Linked DNA regions of Mus musculus: region 2 is linked to region 1. A link is a loop called in an ENCODE intact Hi-C map of the cell type or tissue named here. Cell type or tissue: left cerebral cortex. All regions are shown on one strand. Links, peaks and the distances in the headings refer to the core of each region. The heading gives the core; the rest is flanking DNA.

Region 1 (7,506 bases), core at 1,042-6,041:
AGCAGCAGCAGCAGCAGTAGCAGCAAGGCCACCCTCTGCTGTCTGCACTACCCTGGTCTGTCCCAGGAGCCATGGTGTCTTCTCAGAATAAATGTCTCAGAGCCACCTGCTTCACTTTTGGAGGAAGTTCTGACATTCACTGGAGGGAGACCAAGCATTTCAGACTCCAGCCTTTGGGGTGGGGGGCATTTCATATTCAAAGCATGACATTACTCCCTTCAAGACCCCACCTCCCCACCCTCCATTTGTATCTTCTTAGCACCTCATCTGACACTGGTATCATTCATTCATTCATTCATTCATTCATTCATTCATTTGGTTGGTTACCTATCCTTTGCTAGAATCTCTCAAGGATTGTGGACACTTGATTCTTCACCTCTTCTCCAAGCACAGAACACCTTCAGGCACACAGTAGGTCTCAAAATGATGGTAGATTACATGTGAGAGGGGGGATTCGCTGATGGCCCCTGAGTTTAGAAGTTACCTGTTGCAGGTGACATCAGTAGGAACAGCTGACCTGTACAGAGCTGTCCCTGCAACCAGCCTTGGCTAAAGCTTGTTACTTCATTTTCATTGGCCTGAGCTTTAGCATCCAGGGCACAGCGGGGCAAAAAGGCTCACCTGCTCACAGGTGGCAAAGCCCAAGGACAGAAAGTGATATCTTTGTCCTCCCCTCCTCCAGCCTGTCAGGGAGCCACCCTGGGTGGTTTCTGAGCTAGCATCACGCAGGGCCAGAAGGCCCATCGCTCCTCACCTGCCTGCTGTGGGGGTGGCTCTTGGCAAGGGCCCGAGTCAGGCGTTTGATTTGCTTTCAGCACCCAAGGGGGTGGCAGACTAATTAATGGCCAAGCAGCTGGTGGATGTGCCCTGACTGTCTGAAAGATCTGGGTAGACCCACATTAAGCAACGGGGCTCAGTTTACCAACACCCTGCGGTCTAAGGGGAGACCATGTAATCCTTGGGGCAGTGTGTGAGGTTATTTCCATCACAGGAGGATGAGGGACGGGAATTGGAAGATCTTTTATTCTTGTCTTGGCCTGGCCACTAAGTACATGAAACTGAGAATATTCCCAAACCCTACCTGGATGTCAGTGGTAACCCCAGCCACCTCCTGCAGAACAGCCATGGGTGCGGAGTTAACACTGGTGTGTGCTGAGGCAGGTCACTCTTCTCTGCTTGAAGAGGCTCTGTGGCGCAGACAGTCCAGGTGCTCAGGAAAGACTGCATCCCTGCCTACTCTCCATCCATCGCTCATGCATCAGGCTGTAAATCCATGTTTGCCTTGGAGGGCCAAGCAGCCCTGGGCCAGCCTTGGAAGTTTTCTGTGGGTTCCATAATGATCCCTCTTCCCAAGCAGCGAGGCTGGGGCTGGAAGTGATCATGTTGGACACACACACATGCGTGCACACACACATACACACACACACATACACACACACCCCTGCCTTCCTCTCCCTTCCTATCTACCTATCTACCTCCCTCTTCCCCAACCTCCTCCACCTCCCGTCCTCTTTTCCTGAGCATTTACTGAAGTAGGCATGAAACCTGGTGACTCTCAGACTCCTCAGTCCCAGGAGGGCTCTCAGCAGAATCTGAGGCCAGTATCCAGATTCCTCTTCTCTGTGATATTTCGAGGCAACTCTCTTCTTGTCCTCCTCATCTGCCTCTTTTCCGATTAAAAAAATAAATACATATTGTATACTAATTGTAGAAAATTTGGGGGGAAAATGCCAACCTCCCACAATTCTGCCCCCCCCCCAGAAATAGCTGTTGTTCACATTTCTGTGTATTGACATAGCCACTTGGGGATATTGTGTTTAAATTGCTATGCTATATACTTACTGCTTATTAATTTATGCAAATATCTGAGTGTGATTAGTTTGCATGTATTTAACTTGTTAGAAAGGTTTTTTTTTCCAATGTAAGATCTGGAAAACCTGGACCTATTGCCTGAGCTGGGCATCTTCTTCACTACCTGTGTGAGACAGAAGGGCAGACTGTGACTTTCTCAGAATCTCCTCTCTACCACAGCCCCATGGTAGGTCCAGAGAACTAGATAGATCTAATGTCTCCATGGCTCAGAAAAGGTGTCATGTGCACATATTGTTTCCACAGGGCATGATGCAGGCCTAATGCTTCTCTTTGTCACCTGCTGGCTCAGAGGTTCAGAAAAGGTCAAGCAGCTAGTCCAAGGTCACGGGGTTACAACATGATGGCTCTGGTACACTGGTAGCCTTGAACTCCAGAAGCCCAGCACCTGCCTGGTGTCCTCCCACATGACACATGCACCCATCCACAGACATAGATCCCAGGGAAGGGGCTTGCAGTTGGCCCTCCTTCACGTTTCTAAGGCTAAAGGAAAAGCAGAAACTAGAGGCAGAGATTGGGGCTTAACATCCACGTGAGCCATTCCTGCTACCTGCCTATCCCAGCTACTCCTGCGTTATGATGGCCTGGCTACTTCTCCCTCTGTGTCTGTCACCACCTATCTTGTTCACAGCTCCATTTCCCCTCGTGTCAACGGATCGCTCAACAAAATGTTTTCCATCGTTGCCAGCTATTTTTATCCCTTTTATCAGAGTTATTTCCTTTGTAAATAGCTTCCTGGCACAGGGGAGGCAGCCTCAGTCGGTTCCAGCAAGTGCTGTGGGGACAGGGAGGGTGTGGGCACCTATCAAGGGAGGGAAGAGTGGAGCAACCTTGGGCCTGGCTGGCCTTGGGGACTGCTTGTGCTGTGACAATGGCAGCAGGGGGATGCTCATTCATTCCACTTCCATTGTTGGAACTATTTGAGCAGGCAGCATGTGCACAGGCCTCGGAAACACACAATTAGCGACAAGGCGCCCAAAATAGACTCAAAATCGGCAGCATTTCGTTTAGCTCAGGGCTTTTCATGCCCGCAGAGGGAGAGCATTTCTGCTCCCAAATGCACATCTATTTTACAATAAGACAAATGCTTCCTACCCCTGCTGTTAAATCCAGCCACACGCCCTTCCCTGCCAGCCAGCCAGCCCTGCTCCCACGTCCTCGGCCAGCATTTCCTTTTGTGGCTGCGAGTGATGCTCACAGCAGCGTCCTCATCTCGAGCTTAGTGTACCCTCCCAGAACTGCTGCGCCATTAGCTCTCATGAGCTGGGATTTTCATCAGCTAACACTGTGTGCAGGCTGCTGTCCTAACAGCTCACTTGCAGAAGGTGCTGCTGATGCTGATGCTGATGTTGCGGGAGAAAAGAGAGCCAGCAAGACATCAGTGGAAGCCTCCTAGCCCCAGAGGTCGCACCAGGCCACTGCAGCCAGCCAGGTCTGCTCTCAGAGTGTGGCTGGTTGTCACTGAGAGTTTAAAAGGACATGAACTTCCCAAGGAGTAGAGTTGTGGGTGGGGGGTTGAGTCCAGAGATATCAGGACTCACATTTTGGCCGTTTAGACACAACAGGACTGGCACTTATGTGAACTCGGGAAGACTGAGGCAGCGTGCACTGGCTCTGCAGAGGTCTGCACCAGACAGGCCCTAGAGCTGAAAGGAGAAGTGGACACATGACCCCACATCTAACCTGAAGCTAACTTTGAAAGTTTAATTTTCTCCAAGGAACCATCGCTGGGGAAACTACTCTTAAGGGCAGGCTGCACAAAATGAACTCAGCGGCATCTTTGGAGATTCTTTGCCTCATAATGTTAGGTTAGAGCATTTTTTATAGGCCCTATGCGTCTTTATTATGACTTCCAGTTTCGTGTTTTTATGGGATTCCTATGTATGCGGATGTGTGTCTCTGGGTCTGTATTTGTTTCTTGTGCTTCTTATCTCTTTTTCTTGTTTAGTTGTTTTTGTCTTACTCCAAATTGTTTGGTTTATTTTATTTTATTAGCATTCCTTACATGCCTGTGTTCGAAGGAGAGACAGAAAGTATGTAGATCTGGATGGGGGAGGGGGAAGTGGGGAGGAACTGGGACAAGTAGGGGGAGGGGAAACCATAGTCAAAATATACTGAATGAAAGAAATCTATTTTCAATAAAAAAAAAAAAAACAGGGTTTTACTTAAATTATGCCAAATCCTTGTAACAGCCCCACTAAGTTATTATACCCATTTGACAGATGTGATGACTGTGGCTCACAGATGGGAGGTTGTGAGTCTGCCTCTATAGTCCCTGTATAGAAACACACTGGACAGCTTGCACATCTGCACGTACATTGCTGTGAGGCTTTACTTCTTGGGATGGATTTCTATTTTGTCAAAATTCTACATTCTGGGTACCCGTACTATTGTCTCAGATGTTTGAGTAGTCTTGGGCATGCCCCCAAGCGTTTCGGGGGCACTCTGTTTCTGTTCTCACAGGATTTACTAGCCGGGATGGGGGTTGGCAGTCTTGTTCCATAAAGCGCCAGCCAGGAGAGGATTTAGACTTGGCAGCCATCTAGACTCTGCTGGGTATCAACTCACCTCCCAAGGAACCGATAAGGTCACAGTCAATAAGAAGAAAAAAAAAAAGCAACCCCATCTGGCCAGATGTGACCCTCTAGCCCCAGATCTACAAGGCCAAAAATGTCCACAAATGTTACATTCCACATGTAAGTGCAGAAAGTGGTGTCATGGAAACCTGAGCTGTAAATCCAGTGGTAGGGATTCGGAGTTTTGATTCTTTGAAACACTGCAATGCTTTCCCAGACTTGGCTCCCCTCATTGGTTCCTACTGACAACAACATGTCCTGTGGGACCTCCAGTCATTTGTCCTTCTCAGAACAGCTCATGTGGCTGCACAGAGTGAGGCTCCTTGAAACACACGGTACACACAGAATAATAGCAGATCTGTGTTTAAATCTTTACCCTTGACCCTGGTCTTCACTGAACCATGTACCCTTGAGTATATAGGCTCCCCTCTCCACACCTTACTCTCCTTATATAGGAGACAGGAGGGAAACAGAGCCTTCCTAGTAGGTAACAACGATTAAACGCAACAGTATATACCGTGTATTTAGGACCATGTCAGTGTAAGTTGTTGTTCCCTCCAGAGGGCCTGTTTTAGGTACAGTTTTCAGAGTTTGCATGGGAATCGTTCATTTTGGCTGACTACAGGCCCTTGGTGGGCTCTGCCTTGAGAACAGGAAGCTCTGACTGGCCTCTGCTCTGTGATGAAGTAATGAAGCCCAGGAAGCCAGCCCAGCCATGCTGGGCCTTGAGACCGATCTGTGTCTTCAGAAACCTGCACTTTGCTGGCTCTGGCTCTAACTGGGTCATTTTGGGTATTCTGTTCCATATAGATGGCCTGACTTTGAAAGCTAGGAAATTTCAGAATGGGCCTCGCCATGCTGACTTGTGCTGTTGACCCAGATGGAAGCTAGGCCTCTGTTATTTGCTAATTTCTCAGTGTCAAGTGGATATTGCTCTACTTGCACACAGAAAGCTAGGGCTGGAACCTCCATGGAGGGGTTCTGGTTGCTTGGAGGATTATCCTGTGCATATACTGATCTTCAGGGAAGGGGACAATGCTTGGGGTGTTCTGGAGGAGGTATTGGCTTTCTATCAGACTAGGTATCGTAGGGTTTCATTGCTATGAAGCGACACCATGACCAAGGCAACTCTTATAAAGAATAACATTTAGTTGTGGCTGGCCTACGGTTTCAAAGGTCCAATCCATTATCATCATGGTGGGAAGCATGGCAATATCCAGGCAGGCATGGTGCTGGAGGAGTCAAGAGTTCAACATCTTGATCCAACAGTCAGGAAGAGACTATCTTCTTCAGGCAGGCAGAGACTATGTCACACTGGCCAGACTTCTTAAGCATATATATATATATATATATATATATATATATATATATATATATACATACATACATATACATATACATATATGTATATATATACATACATACATATATATACACACATACATATACATATATGTATATATACACACATACATACATATATATATATATATAAAATATATATATATATGAATGAGACCTCAAAGCCCCACCTCCATAGTGACACAGTTCCTCTAACAAAGCCACACCTCCTTATAGTGCCACTTACTATGGGCCAAGCATATTCAAACCACCACACTTGGAAAATCAGTTTTATCACAGCATTTTAATTCCTCTTAACAACCTCTTCCATGAAGTTGGGCATAGTGATACACTCATATTAAACCATGCATGTGAGAGGTGGGAGCAGAAGGGTCCAGAGTTAAGGCCATTCTTAGCTATATAGTGAGTTTAAGATAATCCCAAGTCATGTGAGATCCTGTCTCAAAAATTAGGAAAGGAAATTGGAAGCATTTGACTTGGAGGTGGGACTGGACCTCAGCTGGTGAAAGGTTCCCTTGGGGACCTGAGTTCAAGAACTGAATGTGTTCATGTGTGTGTATATGTATGTGTACACATGTGTACATGTGTGCATGTTCATGTATGTGAGCGTATGGAGGCCAGAGTTGATATCAAGTTTCTCCCGTAATTGCTCTAATTTTCCACCTTTATTTTTGAGACAGTCTCACTGAACCTGGAGCCCATTAACTTGGCTAGCCTGGCGAACCTGTGAACTCCTAGGATCCACCTGTCTGTTTCCCCAGCTCTGGGACTCCAGGGACATGCCTCAACATCCAGCTTTTTACATGCATGCTAGAGAGCAGGACACACAGGTCCCGTGTTCACATAGCAAGTACTTTACCTCCCAAGACACAAGAACTCTTTCCAAAGGCAGGCATGGAGCCATGAAGATGCACTAGACAGGTGTGTCAAGGAGCCTGATATCACATAGCAAGTGTGTCAGTCAGGTTAACAGGCAGTTCGCTAACACAGAAAGTCTGGGGCACACCCAGATCTTAATGAAAAGAATGTAGTTCTCCCTCCCATTATAGTCCATGGCTGACCTTTCTTGGTGGAAAGGAAGAAGAGTAACATGGGTTTTGAAGGATATTATGTATAGAACAACAAATGGACCGAAACTGATGCCATAGAGATTAAATATAGTGGAATAGCACCTAGGTGGTCACAAAGACTGTCAATACCTCTGTATGTGAACCGCCCCCCCCCCCAGAGCAGCATTAAGCACACAGTAGGGGCTCAGTAAATATGTGTGTAAAGACTGACTGGCTATGTTACTCCTCAGTTCTATTCCCTTGTCTGAGACTCCAGGCCAATTCTAAGGCATGCCTGTTGAATTCAGAGCACAGGGTTCCTCCAGAGAGGCATTTTTAGTTACACATCCATCATATAAGTTGCTTTTACCGAAGAGCAATGTAAAAGTTTTAAGTGGAATATGGTGGCATTCAAAGGTAGGAGCACAAGGTTGAGGAGTTGAAGACCAGAGTCAGCTATTCGGTAAGTTCAAGTTCAAGAACAGCCTATGGCTACTGAGATCCTGGCTCAAAACACAGAACGAATGAGAGAACATCTAATCCAAAATAGCAAAAACAAGCCAGTCCAGGAGCCAACACACTTGAGCATGGCAGCCCAGAGCTGGGTTCCAAAGGGAAGCGTACTGTGGTTGATTAGCAATGTTTGCCAT
Region 2 (7,506 bases), core at 1,347-6,346, 220 kb after region 1:
TACCTTGTATGGGCCAGTTGTATATAATTCTGCCATGATTTTCCTGTGTGTCCCTGGACCAAGGGAGGTGCTAAAGTCTATAGTCTCTGGAAAGATCATTGAAGGAGAAAGGCCATCTTTGCGGCAAGTGGTCATCGTGCTGGGACGAGCCATTTCAGAGTTGTGGCAGCTTGGAGGTTACCAGTTCTCCCTAAGAAATAAATTCATCAGTTCCCCAAGTTAGACCTTGGTACAATCATCCGTTTGTAGCTGGTCCTTTATAAAGTTTAAAACATTTGTCTCTCTAGGGAAAGAGGTCCCACAACATGTATTAGAATTGGCTAGGTTTTATTTGTAGATTCTCTCTCTCTCTCTCTCTTTTTAGATTGATTGATTGATTTAATGTATATGAGTGCTGTATTTGCATGTATGCCTGCATGACAGAAGAGGGCGTCAGACCCCATTAGAGATGATTGTGAGCCACTAGGTGGTAGCTGAGAATTGAACTCAGAACCTCTGGAAGAGCAGCCATTGTTCTTAACCACTGAGCCATTTCACCGGCTCCCTATTTGTAGAATCTTGACAGTAAAAATGGTGGCTGGCTTTTAATTAACCTAGTTAAAATTTCAATGATGGCGAGGCCATAGTTAGCTCTACTTCCACGTGTGTGATAGCAGGACTCTGTGCTTCCCTCTTGGCTGCTTTACAAGGGAGCCAGGCTCTTGAGAACTCTGCCCACTCAATAGCCCTCTTTGCCTTAAATGGCCCATCCAAAGATGCCTATTGGGTGGCAAACTCCCCATACGTTTTCTCCATAAAGTGAAAAAGCTGTGACGGGCTAGGAGAGGCCTCACTTGTGTTCAGAGCTGCAGCGTCTCAAAGCCGTCTGGACAAACTATTAGTTCCTTGTCCCCTGGCCTATTCAGGTCTGTGCATGTTTTGACGCTCTTTTTAGCTTTTCTTTCACAGTTTTCTCAGTAGACTGGACCGTTGCAAGCTAGCTGAATGCCTAGCCAGCACAATGCACTGAATATTAATGGTTCTGGCAGCTCCCTTGCCAGTGCCTGCAGGAAAGTGACTGGGGTACCCAAGCATAGGTCCCAGCAGTTGCCTCTGACCCTGAAGTGGGCTCTGCCCAGATTCCTGAAGTTGCCTGTGTGCTTTCTTTGTAGATCTACACGGATTGGGCCAATCATTACCTCGCTAAATCCGGCCACAAACGCCTCATCAAGGACCTCCAGCAAGATGTGACCGATGGCGTGCTCCTGGCCCAGATCATCCAGGTTGTAGGTAAGCCCATCTTTCCCTCTGGGAGCTAGCTAGTGAGGTACAGCAGAGGCAGCCCAGGGAATGCGAACCCTGACGTCTCTACCAGACATGTCGCCCATCCTCTTGACTTCCTTTTGATTCTGATTGTGAGGAGCCCAGCAGTTTAGAACTGTTTCCATTAAAACTCAGCAGGGCTGTGGGTGTAGAATGCTCAACTAGAATGCAAGCCCCAGGTTCCGTCCCCAGTACTGTATAAACCCAGTATGATGATTCACAATCTGGAGGCAGGATCAGCCAGTCAAGGCCATTCTCGGCTACATAGTAAGTTTAAGGCCAGCCCATGCTCTCAAAAGAAGAAAAGTCATGGCAGAGCTGCCTTAGCCATCCCAGGGCCAGAGCGGGAAACTGGGGCTTTGAGATGGACTCTCTACCTGTGTCCTGCCTCCTGCCTGACTCTCTTTCCTTAACTCGCATAGTTCTTTTTAGAAGACTTTGGGCATGCTTCAAAAAGGAAAAGAGAACACAGGGCTGTTTAATCCTGCCAACTCTGACAGGGGCTGAGGAAATCAAAGGCTCCAGAGATGGTCTCTGGTGGTTTCTGGTTTTAATACCAGGGCAAAAGAGCTTGAGCCATTGGGATATTTGCGCCTTAGACCTGAGCTGGGAGGGGTGGGTGGACCAGTGGGTGGATCCTGGCCATTTCACTGTCTCTGGTATGCAGCCCTGTCTGAGAGTCAGAGCTGTGGAGATCTGTTGGTGTACATTATCCAGTTGATGGTTGCCATTGTCAACTGTAGCAGCCCGCTAATGCCAGAGAAGAAGGTCCAGGACAAGGACCGGGCCCCAGCTCCTCCACTTATTGTGCAAAAGCCGCTTTCCTTTCAGCCAGGAGAAGTGAGTGGATTTCAGAGGTTAAGCCGTGCTAGTGTTCTGCAGGGAGACCCACAGAAACGCAAGCAGTGGGGCCTAGGCTGAAAGTGGGGATTGCGGCTGACAGAGAAAGAAGGTTCCCCTCTACCTTGCCATTGATTTCTGAGACTGATTTCTTCTTTCCCCTTCTTCCATGACTGCTTTGCTCCTGCCACAAAGGCAGCCATTTAAAACATGCTTTTATTATCTCACAGCTTCCACACATCACCTAGGTCAGGCCCTGATCATGTTCGAGGCCCGCATCCTCATGTAGGGTCTCGCTGGGAAAGGGTTGGCGTTCATGCTTGCTTCGGTTACTGGTGGAACTCATGTCCTCGTCACTGGGGGACTCTGCGTGCTGAGTCTTGCTGGCAACCAGCTGGAGATGACCCTCACCTCTGAGCAGCTGCTCTTAGAGCTTCTTGCCGTATAGGAATCCTGACCCTTCAGCACCAGCTCAGGAGCAGTCGTCCCAGTGAGACGAACTCTCTTACGTAATGTCGGAGTTGCAGGTTCTGCCCACCCTTGGGGAGAGGACTGTACTAGGCGTAGGTACCACCACGTACCTCATGGGAGGACACCTAAACGGAGTTGTGCTACTTCTCCTTCAATCCCGCCCCCCCCCCTTCCTTCTGCTCTTCATCACTGCACACGCCACAGTCTTTGAGAAGCTTTGCTCATTTAGATTCCTCTGCCCCTAGGAAGTGGGTAGTAGATTTCCCATTTTGCCAATGGGGAAAGGGAGGCTCCATGAGGCCCAGGAGCCTATGTGAGACTTCTTACCTTGGCGCACCTCTGTGGCTCGCTGGGGATGGAGAGAGGGCTGGGCTAGGCTCACAGCCTTGGAGGCTATGCTTCCACCTTGCCTTCATCTTTGTTGAAGTTCTGACCTGTGCCTGATCTGAGCTTTGAGGTCCTGTCAGCAGGCTTGTGGCTGGCCCTGAGCCTCCTTGAAGCATATCTAGGGGTGTGATTCTGCTGGGAGCCCGCCCCCCCCCCCCCCAGTTTCATCTATCAGTAAGAGAGAAAATGGAAAAGGATAATACTGAGGAGTCTTTCTCTGCCTTGCTCCATGCCTCACAGGCTCCTTCCTCACTCTGCTTCTGTTACCTCTATTTCCCACTCCCCTCTCCCCTGTGTGTGTATGCTTGTTAGCATTGGGTGTGTACAACAGTGCATGGGGTGAGTGTATGTGTATATGTACATATACATGTGTGGAGGCCAGAGGTTGATATGGGGTACCTTCCTTAATTACCCTCCACCTTTGTTTACTCTATTTGAAGATTTTATGTTATTAGTTTTACTTATGTGTGTGTGTATGCATATTTATACATGTGAATGCGGTGCTCCCTGAGGCCAGAAGAGGGCACTGGAATTGTAAGCCAGCTGAAATGGGGCTGGGAACCAAACTCAGGAACCTTTTCTGCAAGAGCAGCAAGTATTCTCAACCACAGAACCATCTCTGTTGCCTCACCCATCTCTATTTTTTGAGACAGGGCCATCTCATTGATCCCTGGCCAATGAGCTTCCACCTGTCTGCTCTCCCGTTCTGGTGTCACAGGCGTGCACTGCTGTGCCTGCTTTTTATGTGGGTTCAGCAGATCTGAGCTCAGGTCCTTATATTGGCACGGCACGTACTTTCCTGACTGAGCCATCTCCCCAGCTGTTTTTCTGACTTGAAAGTGGGTCAGCTAACCGTGTTTTTCTTTATGGGTGCTTCGTGAAAGGAAAGTTGGAGATCAAATAAGAAATATGTGAGTTTGATGTGCTCCGGGATAGCACTCGGTAGCAGCTGTCTAGAGCAGTAGGCAAAGGAAGATGATGTCGAGTGTCAGGGCTGATTCATCATGCCCACCACAGACTCAGAAGAGGCTCATGGTAGGATGTGTGCTGTCAGTTTGCTGAGCATGGCTGTGAACATGGGCGATCAGCTTTATCACTGCTCGGGAGCATCGGATGCTTCCCTGAGTCTATTCAGATGAATGGCTCGCTTGGAACTAAACTGCTGCTCTGTGTTTCTGCAGGCTCAGGTCAGTAACAGCAGAGTTTCCCAAATGCTGGGGTTTACATGTGTTTTGGGTTTCAGATTTGGGGGCTTTGATAGACTTCCATATGCATGTGATATGTTGGGAATGTTTTAAGTCTAAACAAGCAATCTTAAGTTTCATAGGCACTTTGTATACATAGCTTGAAGATAGCTTTATTCAATGTTTTTAGATAATTTTGGATGTGAAACAAAAGGCTAGTCGTGTGGAACTTTCTATGTGCCACATCAGGTTGATGCTTAGAAAGTTCCAGATTTGGGGGCAGTTTGGATTTCAGATTCTCAGATGAAGGTTGTTCATGGTATAACTACAGATTTTGGGGGTACCTCAGGCTCCAGAAGACGGTAGCTCTGGCTGGGGGCTTCTCAGAGAAGGTCAGGTGCTAGCACACTGGTGTTTCCCTGACAGCGCCATGCGTGGGCACACTTCTGAGCTCTGTGCATGCATAGAGATCCAGAAGATGGAAACTGGGAAGGAAGCACACTTTCCCCGGTGTTGCTATGATAAAACACTTGACGGAGTCTACTGAAAGGGGAAAGAGGTTATTTTGGCTTACAGTTGCAGAAGGACACACAAAGTCCATCATGTCGAGGAAGGTGTGGTGGAAAGAGCAGGAGGCTGGCTACTCACACTGTGTCCATACTTGGAGACAGAGGGAGAAGAAAACGCAGTCTTGGACTGTAAAGCTCAAGTCTCCCCCACCCCAGCCACCCACGTCCTCCAACAAGGCTCAACACATTACCAGCTGGCAACCAAGGGTTCAGACACATGAGTCTGATGGGGAACTTTCTTTGTTTCATTTTGTGTATTGAGACAGGGTCTTCCTATGGAGTACTAGCTGGTTTGGAACTCACTATGTAGACGAGGCTGGCAGGAAACTCAGAGAAATACCTCTGCTTCTGCCTCTAAGAGGCCATCATGAAAAGTGTGCCTTCACAGGCTAGCATTTCGAATGTCAACTACGCCACTATCCAGGGGTATGTCTCCTGATGGGCGAGGAGCAAGACTTTCTGATCTTGGTGTGGACTGTCTAGGACGCCTCCCCTTGAGCTCTGAATTCCCTTCTTTATGTGCTCACTATGAGAAAATATAGAGTGTATTTGTGTGGACATCAACGTGTGCATATGTATACCCATGTGGGAGTTTTCTAGAATTTGGATACTACCGGTCACCCTCTCGATGTGTTAGACTCCAGTGGCTACCCTTGAGCTGGTGTGTTCCTCTGGAGTCCAGCTCTTTCTGATACTTCTCCTGGCTACCCCGTCACCATCAGAGGGACCCCCATCATTCCGCCTACTATGGTCTTAGGCTATGTCTTCTCTAGACCTGGGAGGTCAGAATTTTGTCTGGGTCCAGCACATAGTAGTGAGGTTCAGGAAAAGCTGAGAGGACCCTGCAAGAGTGGTGTGGGAGAAGGCGTGACAACCATGAGCAAGGATCTCTCTTACCCATTCATGAAGGCTTTGTCCTTGTGGCCAAGTCATCCCACATCGGCCCTACTTCTCTATATAACCACACTGGGAATTAAATTTCTGCCTGTGGATTCAGTGGTCTCAGGGATACATGATTCGCATGTGGTCCTTCTTTCATTCAGCAGAGTCTTTCCTTAGTGTTTCCTAAGGACCAGTTCTGGCTGCCAGAGCTGCATAGAACAGTGAAATCTAAGGGTGTTAGAATGAAATGATGGTACCAGCAGATTATAACAATGGAATAAAATATGGACTATACTGGTAATAAGTAGAAAATTTACAAATAAACACAGTGATGAAGAGGGAGCTGGGCTAAACAGAAGAAAGCTGCTGCTGTTGCTGCTAACCATGGCTGCATCTTCTTGGTGGGGTCCACACTGAGAACCGGATCTAGATAAGGCTTGGGGAGGGCAGGGCTAGAATCTCTCTGATCCATAGCACCTAGGTTTTATCTTGTACGGAGCATGCAAACAGGATGCATGCAAGATGAACCCTAGTGGCTGTGGGGGTAGGGAGGTTACCAGCCCATATCATGACCACATGATCAACATCCCAGTCCCAGTAAGGGGGGGATGGGAGCCCTGGCCTTCTGAGATGGTTGGCTGGGAAGAACATGACCTTACTTCAGTTTGGGATGGAGCGCATGAAACTAATCACAAGAAATCACAGACAAACCGAAACTGTGAAGCATTCTGTTAAAAAAAAATAATTGAAACAAAACTGGCCTGTGTTTCCCAAAAGCATCAGCGCCTTGAAAGACAAAGGGAGAAACGATGCCAGGATGGAAGAGGCTGAGGAGGCACGGCAAGAAATGGGCTGTGTGGTCTCTGCCTGCAGCCTCTGAGTGGGGAGAAAATGCTCTCTCAGACATTTTTGAGTTAGTCGACAAAATTGGAGTACTGGCATTGTATCAACACTAAATTTTCTGTGTTTTATAATTATACCATGGAAGATGATATCCATGTCCTTTAGAAAATCCATATCGAAGTACGAGGGGCGCAGGATGTGATCTGCATTGCTTACTCTGACGTGATTCAAGCCAGGTGTGTGAGGACTCTTGTGGAGTTCCAGCTACTTGGTAGGCTAGCCCAGAAGCTCAAGATGACCTAAACAATGTAGCAAGACTCTGTCAAAAATAATAACATAAAGTAAGAGTCATTAAGTGTGTGTGTGTGTCTGTGTGTGTGTGTCTGTGTCGTGTTCCTATGTAGAAACTATGAGGGCAGGAGGAGGGAGAGAGAAAAATGGACAGCAACTTAGATGGGAGGAGGGATGGCAAGAAGCAGACAGGAGTCAGGAGCGGCGGGGGTGTGTGTGTGTGTGTGTGTGTGTGTGTGCGCGCGCGCGCGTGTGTGCGTGTGCGCGTGCACGCACGCGTGTGTGAGGGGGGTGCAGGCCTTTAATTCCAGCATCCAGGAAGCAGAGGCAGGCAGATTTGTGAGTTCCAGGCCAGCTTGGTCTACAGAGGAGCCCATGAGGAAAAGCTGAGGGTAGAGATGCAGGGTCAATAGGGCAGCATAGGGCAGGAACCCTGGGTACAGCATAGGACATGCTGAGCATCAGCTTAAGAACCAGCTTGTTTCCAGACCAGGAATGACTTTCTCCCCATGTTACTCAGTCTGCCCCAGGCACCCCCCTCCACACCCAGGTCTGAACACTGGGCTGTTTATGACCCGGGCTTCCCCAGGCAGGTTGCCTTCTAGACGGTAGGCAGAAAGTGTTGCTGTTGATGCTTTGATGTCAAAGGGCTTGCTTTCTGTGTTTAGACCCTTGCTGGTATGAGCATCTTGAGTCCCATGCTGTCTGTCTATCACATGCCAAGGCCAAGCACTGGA

Evidence for each region. Peaks named below come from ENCODE experiments on the same cell type or tissue, not always from the same donor. Only the 100,000 strongest peaks of a DNase experiment are listed, where the experiment ranks them.
Region 2: a loop joins it to region 1, with 2.4 times the contacts of the local background. A loop is called at or near these places in 2 of 42 quality-filtered maps.

What each region holds. Positions count from the first base shown.
Region 1 is chr7:49,143,360-49,150,865 of GRCm38, forward strand. The region is part of intron 3 of 9130015G15Rik (RIKEN cDNA 9130015G15 gene); the gene reads right to left. It also overlaps a transcript of Nav2 not described here. Among named protein-coding and RNA genes, the nearest start is that of 9130015G15Rik, 15 kb to the right of the region's middle. In left cerebral cortex, for the core only: a CTCF peak has its summit at 3,262; a DNase peak (open chromatin) is centred at 2,968; H3K27ac peaks cover 1,533 bases.
Region 2 is chr7:49,360,947-49,368,452 of GRCm38, forward strand. It overlaps Nav2 (neuron navigator 2), which reads left to right. Exons shown (of 39, transcript NM_175272.3): 2 at 1,152-1,269. Among named protein-coding and RNA genes, the nearest start is that of Gm51448, 14 kb to the left of the region's middle. In left cerebral cortex, for the core only: a CTCF peak has its summit at 3,513 (motif pointing right); DNase peaks (open chromatin) are centred at 3,951 and 4,875; H3K27ac peaks cover 1,752 bases.